2 separate regions of the Homo sapiens genome follow, and region 1 is linked to region 2. A link is a loop called in an ENCODE intact Hi-C map of the cell type or tissue named here. Cell type or tissue: PC-9. All regions are shown on one strand. Each heading gives the region's core, and the rest is flanking DNA. Links, peaks and the distances in the headings are about the cores only. Region 1 has its middle 67 kb from the start of SLTM. Region 2 has its middle 40 kb from the start of LIPC.

The links. Hi-C counts contacts between places; a loop is a spot of excess contacts. Peaks named below come from ENCODE experiments on the same cell type or tissue, not always from the same donor. Only the 100,000 strongest peaks of a DNase experiment are listed, where the experiment ranks them.
Region 1: a loop joins it to region 2, with 7 times the contacts of the local background. A loop is called at or near these places in 1 of 110 quality-filtered maps.

What each region holds. Positions count from the first base shown.
Region 1 is chr15:58,863,218-58,870,061 of GRCh38, reverse strand. It overlaps the pseudogene ZNF444P1 and the pseudogene RPL21P14. Among named protein-coding and RNA genes, the nearest start is that of SLTM, 67 kb to the left of the region's middle. In PC-9, for the core only: CTCF peaks have their summits at 3,352 and 3,552; DNase peaks (open chromatin) are centred at 3,661, 4,331 and 4,821; H3K4me3 peaks cover 2,222 bases; H3K27ac peaks cover 2,642 bases.
Region 2 is chr15:58,388,683-58,395,526 of GRCh38, reverse strand. No RefSeq gene overlaps it. Among named protein-coding and RNA genes, the nearest start is that of LIPC, 40 kb to the left of the region's middle. In PC-9, for the core only: no CTCF peak of the experiment used is centred there; DNase peaks (open chromatin) are centred at 2,026, 2,736 and 3,246; H3K4me3 peaks cover 706 bases; H3K27ac peaks cover 4,000 bases.

The DNA.
Region 1 (6,844 bases), core at 1,693-5,692, 470 kb before region 2:
CTGGGTAGAGGCTGCTGCTTCAGTTGAACCCAGGTAGCTTTCTCTTTGGCTTCTTTCTTTTTCTGATCATTTTCCTTCACATGTTTCAGGAAGCTATCTCGGCTCTTAGAGTGCTTAATGTGCTCAATACACACATTAATTCTCTTGGCAAGAATCTTGCCCTTAACTGTTTGTTTACAACAGTGTCAACAGCATGCTGGGTAACATTGTAGACTCTTCCAGTTTAGCCGTGGTAACACTTGTGGGGTATTCCTTTTTGAACAGTACCCATTCCCTTGATGTCTACAATATCACCTTTCTTATAGATTCGCATATATGTGGCCAAAGGAACAACTTCATGTTTACTAAAAGACCTAGAGAACATATATTGGGTGCCTCTCCCCTTTCCCTTTGTGTTCGTCATTTTGGCGAATTACTGGAAGATGGCGGTTCCGGCCGAAAGGTTTACTCCATCTTTAATTGTGTTTTTAGATTTCGATGAAGTGGGCTGGGCGCAGTGGCCAGGAGTTCGAGACCAGCCTGTCCAACAGGGTGAAACCCCATGTCTACTAAAAACACAAAAATTAGCTGGGTGTGGTGGTGCACACCTGTAGTCCCAGATGCTCGGGAGGCTGAGGCAGGAGAATCGCTTGAACCCAGGAGGCAGAGGTAGTAGTCAGCCGAGATCTTGCCACTGCACTCCAGCCTGGGCGACAAACCAAGACTCCGTCTCCAAAAAAAAAAAAAGAAAAAAAAGAAAAAAATCCATTTCTAGTTAACTTATGTATGGCATAAATTAAGGATTAAGGTTCATTTTTATCTATATGTGTACCAGTGCATTCTCACATTACTATAAAATAACTGAGACTGGGTCGTTTATAAAGAAAAGAGGTTTACTTGGCTTATAGTTCTGCAGGCTGTACGGGGAAGCATAGAGGCTTCCACTTCTGGGGAGGCCTCAGAAAATTTACAATCATGGCGGAAGGCGAAGGGGAAGCAGGCACATACCACATGGCCAGAACAAGAGCAAGAGAGCGAAGTGGGGAGGTGCCACACACTTTTAAACAACCACATCTTATGAGAACTGTATCACAAGAACAGCACCAAGAGGATGGTGTTACACCATTCATGAAAGATCCATTCCCATGATCCAGTCACCTCCCAGCAGGCCCCACCTCTGGAGATTACATTTTCACATAAGATTTGGTGGGGACACAGACCCAAACCATATTAATATGGATATCCACTTTTTTCAGTATTATTTGTTGAAAATACTTATTTTCCTGGCCAGGCATGGTGGCTCATGCCTGTAATTCCAGCACTCTGGGAGGTTGAGTTGGGTGGATCGCTTGAGGTTAGGAGTTTGAAACCAGCCTGGCCAACACGGTGAAACCCAAACCAGCCTGGCCAACATGGTGAAACTCCGTCTGTAGTAAAAATTCAAAAATTAGCCAGGCGTGGTGGCGGCCCCCTGTACTCCCATATACTTTGGAGGCTGAGGCAGGGAAAATTGCTTGAACCGGGGAGGCGGAGGTTGTAGTGAGCCGAGATCGCACCACTGCACTCCTGCCTAGGCGACAGCACGAGACTCTGTCTCAAAACAAAACAAAACAAAACAAAACAAAAAAACAAAAAAGAGTATTGAATCTGTCAATCCATAATTAGTGTCTCTCTTCATTTAGTAGACCATAGGCCTTCATTAATATCTCTCAGTAATGTGTTATAATTTTCATTGTATAGGTCTGACACATTTTTCTCTAACTCTCACTGCATCCCAAATGGAAGGGATTGGTTTTATTTTGCAAGATATATACATTAAAAGTGATATATACATTAAAAGCAACAATAACTACCAAGTGTACTTTTACCATCTTTTCCTAAAAGGACATTTTAATGCCAAAGAAACAGATGGCATGAGGTCAGAGCAGTAACAGTGGCTGAAATCTACCTATTTGGCACCCACGCCGGCTCCTGTTCTGAGGAGTCACGAAAACTGGAAAGGCAGTAACCCTGAGGCCGACAAATTCCATGTTAGTTCTATTCCACCTCCAGTTCACCCTGTATTCCTCTCATCTCTATGGCAGACAGAATAATGGCCCAAAGACATACATGGCCTGATCCCCAGAACCTGCCACATGCTGTCTCACAGGCCAACAGGGACTCTGCAGACGGGAAGGAATTAAGCATTGACACGGGGAAACTATCCTAAATTTTCCTGATGGGCTCAATGTCATCACAGGCATCCTATGAAGTGACCACAGGACCTAAGAGGGTCAAGGTCAGAGGAGAGATAGGGAGACGGAAGCAGAAGTTGGAGTGCAGCACTCTGAGGACAGAGGAAGAGCCATGAGCCGAGGAATGCAGGCAGCCTCTAGGACCTGGAAAAGGCAGGAAACGGATTCTCCTCTAGAGCCTCAGGAAGGAACGTGGCTCTGCAAACACCTTGATTTTGGGCGGTGAGACCCATTTTGGACTTCTGACCTCCAGAACGATAACAGATGTGCGTTATTTGTAAGCTGCTGGGTTTGTGGTGATTTGTTACAACCCACTTTAGGGAACACTGACCCGGAAGGAGGGTGAGGATAGAGAAGCCAGAGTCAGCACAGAGGTGCTGGGAGGCGGGAGCAGAGGAGGGGCGAGCTGTATCCCAGACAGTAAGAGGGGAGAGTGTTTGGGGGCTGGTCAGGCTGCATAAGAAGGCAGAGGGACAAGGCCACTGAGTTGGGTGGCGCAGAAGCCAAGTGGCAGCCTTGACAGGAGCTGTTCCCTCTGGAAGAAAGGAAGGACCCCCGGCTGCTGTGGACTGAAGGCTTTTGCTCGCTTTGCCTCACCTAGATGCCCCCTTTCTGCTGCTACATCCCAGCACCCAGCAGGCACTCGGTACACACCTACGATGAACACCCGACTGCTCTGACTCTTCACCCTCCCACCACTGGTGACTCCAGCCTCACTGCTAACACTCCCTTACTCACGGGCCCCTCTGCTGCTCGAGGCGCCTCAGGGCCTTTGCACTGGCTGTTCCCGTGGCCTGGACCACTCTTCTCAGAGGTCTCTGCGTGGCTGCCCGCTGCTCATCACCCAGGCCCCACACAGCCCCCACCGGGCACGTGAGAGTGTCAGGTATTGAAAGGACAATATTTTGAAGACATTAGGGTCAACGAGCAGATTATCAAAACTAAATTCACCTGTTTCTTTTCACTTTTTTTTTTTTTTTTTTTTTTGAGACGGAGTCTCGCTCTGTCGCCCAGGCTGGTGTGCAGTGGCGCGATCTCTGCTCACTGCAAGCTCCGCCTCCCGGGTTCCCACCATTCTCCTGCCTCAGCCTCCCAAGTAGCTGGGACTACAGGCGCCCGCCACCACGCCTGGCTAATTTTTTTGTATTTTTAGTAGAGACGGGGTTTCAACCTGTTTAGCCAGGATGGTCTCGATCTCCTGACCTTGTGATCCGCCCGCCTCGGCCTCCCAAAATGCTGGGATTACAGGCGTGAGCCACCGCGCCCGGCCTCTTTTCACTTTTTTTAACGTGGCGACTAGAACACGTAAGATGGCGTCTGCGGTTCACCTTACACATCCTCCCTGGAGAGCGTACTCTAAACCAGGATGCAAGCTTCCCCTACAGGGCAAGACAGGAAATGCTTCCAGCTTCTCAGGCTCTCTGTCATAGTCACGGTGGCAAGAGTCAGCCACAGATGACGTAAGTGAATGGGTGTGGCTGTGCACCAAGACTTCACAAACACAGTTGCTGGGCTGGGCTGGGCGGGCCCCAGACAGTGAGTCGGCCCATACCTGCTGTGTGAAAGAATCCAAACCTGGGGCCGGGCGCGGTGGCTCACACCTGTAATCCCAGCACTTCGGCAGGCCAAGATTAGGCGGATCACCTGAGGTCAGGAGTTCGAGACCAGCCTGGCCAACAATGGTGAAACCCCATTTCTACTAAAAATACAAAAAATTAGCTGGGCATGGTGGCGGGCGCCTGTAATCCCAGCTACTCAGGAGGCTGAGGCAGGAGAATCACTTGAACCTGGGAGGCGGAGGTTGCAGTGAGTCGAGATAGCGCCACTGCACTCCAGCCTGGGCAACAAGAGCGAAACTCTGTCTCAAAAAAAAAAAAAAAGAAAAAAAAAAGAAATAATAAAAAAAGAAGAATCCAAACCTGCCCAGAGAGAGGCCTGGCTTTTGCCCTCCGCCCTCGGGAAGTCATCTCTGAGCCCTTGGTGTCTCGCGCATGAGGAGGGTCTGACTGCCTGGGGCCCTCAGGCCAGCCCGACAGCAAGATGGATTTGGGGTGGAGTTTGGGCCAGGTGGTATCCTTGAGCTTCCGGGGCTGGAGGCTGAGGTCAGCCACACAGATCGGGGAGGAGTCCCCAGTAAGAACCCGGGACACCAAGATCTGAGGAGGGTCCCTGGCTGGCAACACTCCCTGCGTGCCGGGAGGAGTGAAGGGAGAGGACAGCTGATAACTGGTCTCCGTGGAGCCTTCCGGGCCCTCTTCCTGGCTGCTTCCAGCGCGTCCTTCTCTGTGATAAGCCGTGACTGTGAACATGGCTGTGAGTCCTTCTAGAGAACTCGCAAGTATGCCAAGGTCTTGGGGGCCCTACTGACTTGCAGCTGGTGTTGGATGGAGCCCCACATGGACTGTCCCTCCTTGCTGCGCCATGGCCTCCCCACCGTGGGTCACACTGGTTTTCGGGGGCTAAGCAGCGGTTTTCCCTCCGCTTCCTCCTGGCTTCCCCGCTCCCCTGCCTCCTCCCCTCCCCCGTCGCAGCCCCGTCAGGCTCACCCAGAACTCTTCCAGCAGGGCCACCGCCTCCTCCCAGCTTAGCGGCTGACGGCTGCACACCCAGGCCTGCGTGTCGGCTGGCAGCGCGCTCAGAAACTGCTCCAGCACCAGCAGCTCCAGCATCTGCTCCTTGGTGTGCACCTCGGGCCGCAGCCGGTCCCGGCACAGGGCGCGTAGCAGCCCCAGCGCCTCGTGCGGGCCCGGCGCCTCGCCCAGGTGGAAGCGGCGGAAGCGGTGCCACGAGGAGCCCAGCGCCAGGCCCTCGGCCTCCTGCTTCAGCGGCACCGTCAGCTCCATGGGGCCTCCTGGACGGCAGCGCCTGCCCCGCGTGGCCCAGGGTGCAAAGAGGTCTCTGTGAGGGGCGGCGCTCACTCGGGCGGTGAGGAAAGGGTGTCTGTCTCGTGGGATCCCACGGAGTCAAGTGCCGGCTCTGCCCCTCGTTGGGCCCCTTCCGCGGCTTCTGTACCTCAGTCCTGCAGCTCCTCCCGCAGCCTGTCCTACAGCACAAAGGCTCTGGAGCAAATTCCAGCTCTGCCTCCCACCAGCTCTGTGTCCTTGGACAAGGTACAAGGCACCTTTTGTAATACACTGTCTCTCCATGTCCTTGGCTCACTCTCTCAGGCGAGGCCTCCCAAGCCTCTTTACCTCCGCGCACATGTGCACAGAGCTCACCGGAACTCCTCTTACACATTTTTGATTATTCGTTGCTGGTACCTAGAAATACTATTTTTGTGTATTGATCCTTCTAGCCAGTGACTTTGCAGAATTTACTTATTAATTCTAGTAGCTTTACTTTAGATGACTTAGGGTTTTCCATGTATACGATCATGTCTTCTGGGAATAAAGGCAGCATTATATCCTCCTTACCAATTTCAATGCCTTTTCTCTCCCTTGCCTTGCTGCATTGGCTGGTGTCTCCAATAGAGTGTCGAAAAGAAGTGCCGAGGGTAGACATTCTTGCACAGTTCCCAATTTTAGAAAGAAAGCATTCGGGCTTTCACCATCATTAAGTGTGGTGTCAACCTTGAGTTTGTCACTTACACCCTTTATGAGGCTGAGGAAATTCCCTTCTGTTCCTAAAATGCTCAGTTTTTATTACAAATGGGTATTAAATTCTGTCAAGGGCCGGGCGCAGTGGCTTACGCCTGTAATCCCAGCATTTTGAGAGGCCTAGGTGGGCGGAGTTTGAGACCAGCCTGGCCAACATAGTGAAACCCCGTCTCTACTAAAAATTCAAAAAAAAAAAAAAAAAAAAAAAAAAAAGCCAGGCGTGGTGGCACTGGCCTGTACTCCCAGCTACTTGGGAGGCTGAGGCAGGAGAATCTCTTGAACCCAGGAGGCGGAGGTTGTGGTGAGCGGATATTGAGGCATTGCACTCCAGCCTGGGCAACAGAGTGAGACTCGATCTAAAAAAAAAAAAAAAATTCTGTCAAATGCTTTTTCTATATCTGTTGAGATGATATGATGGTATTGACAGGGGTTTTCCCCTTCATTCTGTTAATATGGTGAATTACATTGATATTAAAATATTAAACCAATCTTGTAAGTCAGGGAAAATTGACACTTGGTTATGGTTATATATATATATATCTTACTGGATTTGATTTGTTAAAATTAAAAACTTTTCTTTTTCGAAACCACTTTATTGGCCTGGTGCAGTGGTGCACGTCTGTAATCACAGGACTTTGGGAGGCTGAGTTGGAGACCAACATGGACAACATGACGAAACTCTGTCTCCACTAAAAATACAAAAATTAGCTGGGGGTGGTGGTGCACGCCTGTAGTCCCAGCTACTCAGGAGGCTGAGGTGGAAGTCACTTGAGCCCAGGAGGTCAAAGCTGCAGTGAGCTAAGATCCCACCAGTGTACCCCAGCCTGGGAGACAGAGCAAGACCTTATCTCAAAACAAACAAACAAAAAACAAAGCAACAACAACAACAAAAAAGCTGCTGCAGTGGCTCACGTCTGTAATCCCAACACTTTGGGAGCGTGGGGGGGGGCGGGGGGGGTGGATCACCTGAGGTCAGGAGTTCGAGACCAGCCTGGCCAACATGGTGAAACTCTGTCTATACTGAAAATACAGAAT
Region 2 (6,844 bases), core at 1,054-5,053:
TTATGAGGATGCAAAGTGCCTGCTATGTGAGAAACATTCGATAGTGTTAGTTATTGCTATCCTTCAGGTGGATTTCTCCCTCTTTTTCTTTCCTACCACACCCCCAATGCTCTCGCCCACCTAATCGTCTTCCTTCTTTCCTTCTGCTTTCAAGAAGGCTTCCAGATCTTTCTGCTCTAGCTACACCTTGACAGGCGCTCATGATTGACTGCACATGAACTTACAGCATGTGTGTGTGAGGGAGACGGTGGAGATGCTGCCGTGGCCATACTCAGATTTGGAAAGGTCAGTTCCACTTCCATCATGCCACACACTATGACTTATACTTGTGAATTAAAAACAACTCAGTCTTTTCTGGGTTAAAATGGCCTTTGTAGCAATTAGTCAATTTGAAGTTCAGACTCCCTGTGGGTGATTTCAGAGGGTCTCCCCTCCCTCTGACATTCCTCAGTGCCTTCAAACAAGAGAAGCTTCTGCATCCTCTCTGCTTCAGGGAGAGGTTCCTGGTGAGAGTGCTGTGTGTCCCAGCTTCCTCTGACCTCCAGCGGGACTCTTTCTGGCCATGGCCTCTGTCCTTGTGCACCTGCTACTGACACATTCATGGTGGGGTCCCCTGGGTGTGCTCTTTTAGCACCTTCCGGGCTTGGTGGCTTCCTTGTTGATGTGATGTCCATCTCTGACCTCAATGGCCTTATAGAACCTCTGGCAATCAACTGTGTCACTTGGCGACTCACAATGGCCACTCAAGCCCAGCCCCTTGCTCTCAACTCTGTATCCCTCACTAGCACATTTGAGAACTCCAGACACTTCCACACCACCTGTGAACAGAGATGTTCTGGACCCCTGCTGTGGCCCTCTTCTCTCACACACACCACCCTGTCATTCTGACCTGCTGTGGCTGCCTTGTGTGGTTGGCGTAGGGCAGCATGAGATGGCCAAACAAGAAGCACTGTGGATCCTCCTTGGTGTTCGTCTTTCCCTTCATCCTACCCCAGATTTCCATCTGTCCTTACTCCCTGCCCTGAGTGAGGCTCGGAGGCAGGGCAGGGAGGTCTCTGGAAGCTCCTTCTTCCCATTTCACCCTCTCCGGTCCTCTTCACTTTCTCTGAAGAAGGGCTGCTACTTACCCTTCTGTCTGCTGGAAATTGCCCTACATTATATCTTTCTTCCTTACCCCATAGTCTCCTTTTTCTAGGGAGATCCAGCTGCCCCTTCCCTGAGGCAATAAGTCTCATGCCCTAACCGTAATGGTGGAAAGGAAAGAATTTTGCTTATCGAGAAGGGAAATTAGATTTAAAATGTTTTAAAAATCTTATCCTAAACTATATATAGCTGCTGCATATACAATACACATGAAAAGTGGGCCTCCTTTGCTCTTTCCTTTTGTCCTTAGCATCACTAATCGATCACATTTCATAGCCTCGGAAACCTCCACATAGTGGTCCAGTCATCCAGTAACAATCGACAGGAGCTCACCTTGGAGATGGAAACTCTTTCTATCACTGGTATGGAGTCAAGCCTGCAGAAGGCAAAGCAAATAAGCTGAATCTACCCCTTATGTCCAAATAGGCAATGGAAGTTTTAAATTTGGGAACTATATAATTGGAAATGGCTTTAATGTTTGAAATAATTACTACATCCCTGCAAAATGGTCATGCAGCCTCTGCTTGCATAACTCTAATGATGGGAAACTCACTACTCCTTGACAGGGGATTATATTTTTAGACTATTCTAAGTAGCAGAAAAACATTTGGTATGTTGCACTGAAACCTGCTCTCTGCAACTTGCTCCTACACATAGCATATTTAATTCCTGTCCACACTGTCAGCCCTGCAGATATTTGAAGGCAGCCACTCTGGGCCCTATTAGCTTCTCCTTTCTAGGTTCAGTCTACCCAGTCCTTTTCAGTGGCCGAGCCTCCAGCCCCATTCACCATTAAGGATCCTCTCAATCCTTTCCCGTTTAATGAGCCGTTAAAAGTCAGGGAGGTAACTTTGACGGAGGAACCACCCACCTCATTTTTTTTAAAACTGGAAATAAATTGCACATAAAGGTGCTGATTGCTCAGAAGTGTAAAAGTGCCTGCCTTCTGCAGACTGACACTGTGTTCTCAGAATCTGTGGGTCATCCTGCTGTGTACATTGCATTTTTTCTCTCCCTACAACGCACACACACACACACACACACACACTCACACACACCCACACCCACCCTAGTGGGAATCATTTCTCAGCTGGCTACTCAAAGCAGCAGCCTGCACATGCTTGCTTTATTGCTTCCTTGTCCAAACTACAGATTTAACAAGGAGGTTGCAGGGGAAAATGTTTTCAGCTTGAATAGTGACATTGAAATCCTTGAGTTTTGAGAGATCTGTGAAAACAGGCTATTGAAAAGAGTTGGGAAAGTCCTGAAAGGGGCTTGCTAATGTTGGTGATACCCCACAATGAAGAGCTCAGAAGCAAAAGTTTTTTTTTGATCTTCTGCTCTCCTGTCTCTTAGTCTCCTTCTCCACCAAGGCTAGATATAGAAACTAGCTTCTTCCCCAAGGCAGGTCCTAGAAACCAGAACCCCCTTTCCCCAAAGGCAGCCCTGTGACCTAAAAATACTACTCTAACTCCCCGCTTCCCCTCTCCCCACCTTTCTGCATAAAAACTGGCCACAAAGAAATTATCTGATCTACCTTGTTTGACTGTAGGTCATAAGACCGCAATTCCAGAGAAGGCCCTGCCCCAAACCCAGAAGGAAGGAATGCGTGCTCAGAGAGGCTAAGAATCCAGACAGGCCTTGCTAGGTTTCCCCAAGCAGTCTTTAGCATTAGATCATAGCTTTTTTATCCCATCGTATTTCTACACACTGTCCGTCCTTTGTTGAACCTAAGCATAAAAACAGACAATTTCCCCTGTATCTTTGGGTCTTCACTGGGAAGGCTCCCATGTCATTGTAAAACTGTAATCAAATAAATTTTATATGCCTTTCAATAAATCTGCCTTTTGTGAGTGGATTTTTCAGGAAATCCTTTAGAGGGCAAAGGGAAAGTTTTCCCCTGGGCCGTATGCTAATTCCCCTTTCATTTTGCCACCCCCAGATGAGTTGATGCTGCTTATTCAGGTGGTGAATTCAGCAGAAACCTGTAGGCTAGGGCTAAGGAACCTTCATTAAAAAGGATGACGATAATAAAAACAGCCAACATGACTGAGCATATTCTGTGTGCCTCGTCCTGTCCTGTCTGCTTTACCCTTACAAGCCAATTTAATATTCACAAGTCCAGCCCCTTGCCCAAGGTCATGAACTAATAAGTGGTGGAGTCAGTGTGAGCCTATAGTAGACTGTGAGATGCTTAGTGACAGAAACACCATCAGAAGCTTTCCCTGAGTTCTCCCACACACCCAGAACAGTGTTTCTCAACCAGAGCCCATGCTGTAAACACCATGGGCTACCATGCACTGGCGGTATTGTCTATAATAACACCCAGCCCATGTCAAAAGGTATAATAAGTAAGCAGATTTACCAAAGTATTAAGCAAAAATATCCCCAAGTTTATGGTTAACGTCTCCATGTCTCATTTCCTTTATCTGTAAAATGGTGCTAATATAAATCAGTGGTGCTATTTATATAAATATAAATGGTGCTAAATACAATTTTTTCCTACTCCCCTTCCCCAAAACATATAGTCAGTTGTTTTTGAAACCAAACTACATTATTCAGTCAAATTTGATACTGAGTTCTGTTCTACTAAGATCTCCTTGGTCTGAAGCATTTCTTTAGGTTTTGCCAGTGAGATCAGTCTTCTCGGACCTCTCGTGAGTGCCATACTTCTGTAGCTTTTCCCTTTCTGAAATGTCTCCTGTTCTCCTCCTCCCTGCCCATCCGAGTTCTACCCATACTTACAAGTGTCTACTAAGCCCATCTCCTCCATGAACCCCCTAACTACCCCACACCCCTTTGAGCTGTCATTTGTCTTCCTGTGAACACGAGCCAGTTGTATTCCATCAACAAACATTTTGAGCATTTTTTATGGGCCCAGAATGATTCCAGATCAGAATTTCTCCACCTCAGCACTATTGACAATTTGGGTAGGATAATCCTATGTTGTGGGGGCTGTCCCAAGCATTGTAAGACATTTAACAGCATCCTGACCTCTTCCCACTTGATTCCAGTAACATCTACCATGACCCAGTCGTGACCATCAAAATGTGTCTGGACATTGCCAAATGTCCCCCCGAGGGCAAAGTTGCCCTGATTGAGAAACACTGTTCTGGATATGTGGGAGAACACAGGGAAAACTCCGGATGGTGTTTCTACTGCTAAGGGTCTCGTAGTGTACTTAGGAGTCAATATTAACCGTCATGAATCAATACGTGGTCAGTTAAGTACTAACTTGTGAAATATACTGCAATCTAATTTTTAGCTAATCTTGTAATTTTCTTTTTTGAGGGAGGGGTAGACAGAAATGGAAGCAAACTCTATTAGAAAAAGAAGATTGCTTTCATTGGGGAAGGAGAAGCATGTGGAATATTGAAGGAAGAAGAATTGTAGTTACTCTATCCGGTTTGTCCTGGATAAGTGCAATTCTTCAGAAGTTATTACTTTTTGAGTATTGAGAGATACGTTAATGGGAGAAAAATCACCCATATATCTCAGCTCTACTGACTTACTCTAGTGAGCAACAAATCTTCTGTTTAATTCCGTTTATAAATTCAACTTGAGTCCTGATCGTTTTGAGGAATTAAACGGTTCTTCAAGTGAATCCATAACCCAGTGTTGCCCTGGACATATTTAATAGCAGATTCTGGGTGTGTAAGATTAAGAGACACAATCCTTCAGTCTTTTCCCAAACAGTTTTATTACTAAAATGATTCATGCACTGGAAGTCATTGAAATTGATCAGTGGTGATTTATATTCCTGGCAGACAGTGCTTTTGAGGTTCTTTTCCTTAGTTGTGAAGTGTCAGTTGTCCAATGAAAGTTGCCAGTTGTTCAATGAAAATTTTGTCCCATTCTATAAGAAATTCACAATCCCAAAAACATTCTAAAGCCTGCAGAGAGCTGAGAGGTGACTCTGGATGCTGGTTTCAGCGAGCTGTACGTGGCTGAATATATAATGCAATAAAGCTAATCTGAGACACAATGTGACAATCAGTAGCAATTCAATGTGTGCTGAATGAAAGATTTAATATTAGCTTAGTGTTGCGACAAGATGCAAGACACAAGTCAATTTAGGGATGGAAGCCTTTCAACTGGATTTAGCAATCATCCAAAACTGGTTGCTGGATCTGGCAGAACTCAAACTTGGGCTCCAGCACCTCCACTCTCCTAGTGTCCATTGTCATTTGTGAAGTGGGGCTGATGTAAGTTAAAAGAGTTTATTTCTGCCTTAGCAAGTTACAGAGCTGTTGGACTGGAAGGGAGTTGGGAGTTACCTGGTTGAACTCCTCATTTTGTGAGCAAGGAATTGCAGGTCAAGAGTGATGATACAATGATTATAATTAAAAAATTAACATACACAGAGTGTTATTGTTTGCTAGATACTCCACTGAGTGCTGTACAGACATCGTCTCACTTTATCCCTAGGAAGTGGAACTATTATGAGCCCATTGTTACAGATGAGGAAACTGATGATCAGAAATTTTAGTCACTTGCCCAAAGTCACACTAAAAGTTAAGAGCTGACAGTATTCAATCCCAGGATTCTTCTTCATGCTCTCTTGACTTTGCCACTGGGGTTTCTCATTGTAAAGCCTCTTTCACTCTTTCTCTGCCTTCTTTCCTCCTTCCCTCAACACAAGGGCACTGAACACTTCAGCTGGATCAGGGTCTGGGAAAGCAGCTTCCTGCATTCCAGAGCTAATAGTGCAGTGTGGGAGGCAAATCCAGGACAGAGGAATGCAGCAGTTCATGTTTGTCAGCTCCAGTCTTTCTCAGAAGAAGCATGTCCAGCACTTTGGGAGGCCGAGGCGGGCGGGTCACAAGGTCAGGAGATCGAGACCATCCTGGCTAACATGGTGAAACCCCGTCTCTACTGAAAATACAAAAAATTAGCAGGGCGTGGTGGCGGGTGCCTGCAGTCCCAGCTACTTGGGAGGCTGAGGCAGGAGAATCACTTGAACCTAGGAGGCGGAGATTGTCGTGAGCCGAGATAGCGCCACTGCACTCCAGCCTGGGTGACAGAGTGAGAATCCGTCTCAAAAAAAAACCCAAACGCACAAACAAAAAAACCCAAAACAGCAGCATATAAGGAAGGGAGCCCTGAACCTAGGGCCTAGGACAAGCTCTGGTGCCTCTGAGGCCTGTCTGAGCAGGCCAAAGGGCCAGGCTGACCAAGGACGCTGCCACTGGGGTGAACCTTGTCCCTGTGATTTCTCTTTGGGTGGACTGAAAGTCATGGATGTGGGCAGCTGAGGTGATCCTGTAGAGAAATGAGTTTAGTTACTCTGAACAGTACAGAGAGCCTTTGTTGAGTTTAGGAAGGGATGAAATGGCACAGAAGGAAGGCCCCTATCATGTGGCCTCCGAGGTGGGGTGGTAGAAACTTGTGTGGGTACCAGGGACTGGGCTTTACTGGGACACGGGTATTCCTGTTCTGTGACTGTCCTTCCACTTGCCCTCTGCCCCCCACCATCAAGCTGTGCACCTTCAGTGAGCAGTAGTGGCGTCTTCTTCCTTTAATCCAAAATGCCGAGATGGTGCCTGGGCTTTCTGAGGTACTCAGTGGAGATTTGTTGAGTAATTGGGAGATCCTTGGTCTTACAGTGTCCAGAAATTGAACATTGTGAGGTATATTTAGAGTATCTGGCTGGTGGGGAGAAATAGGGTGAAGCAAGCCCATATGCTATATAAACAAAATG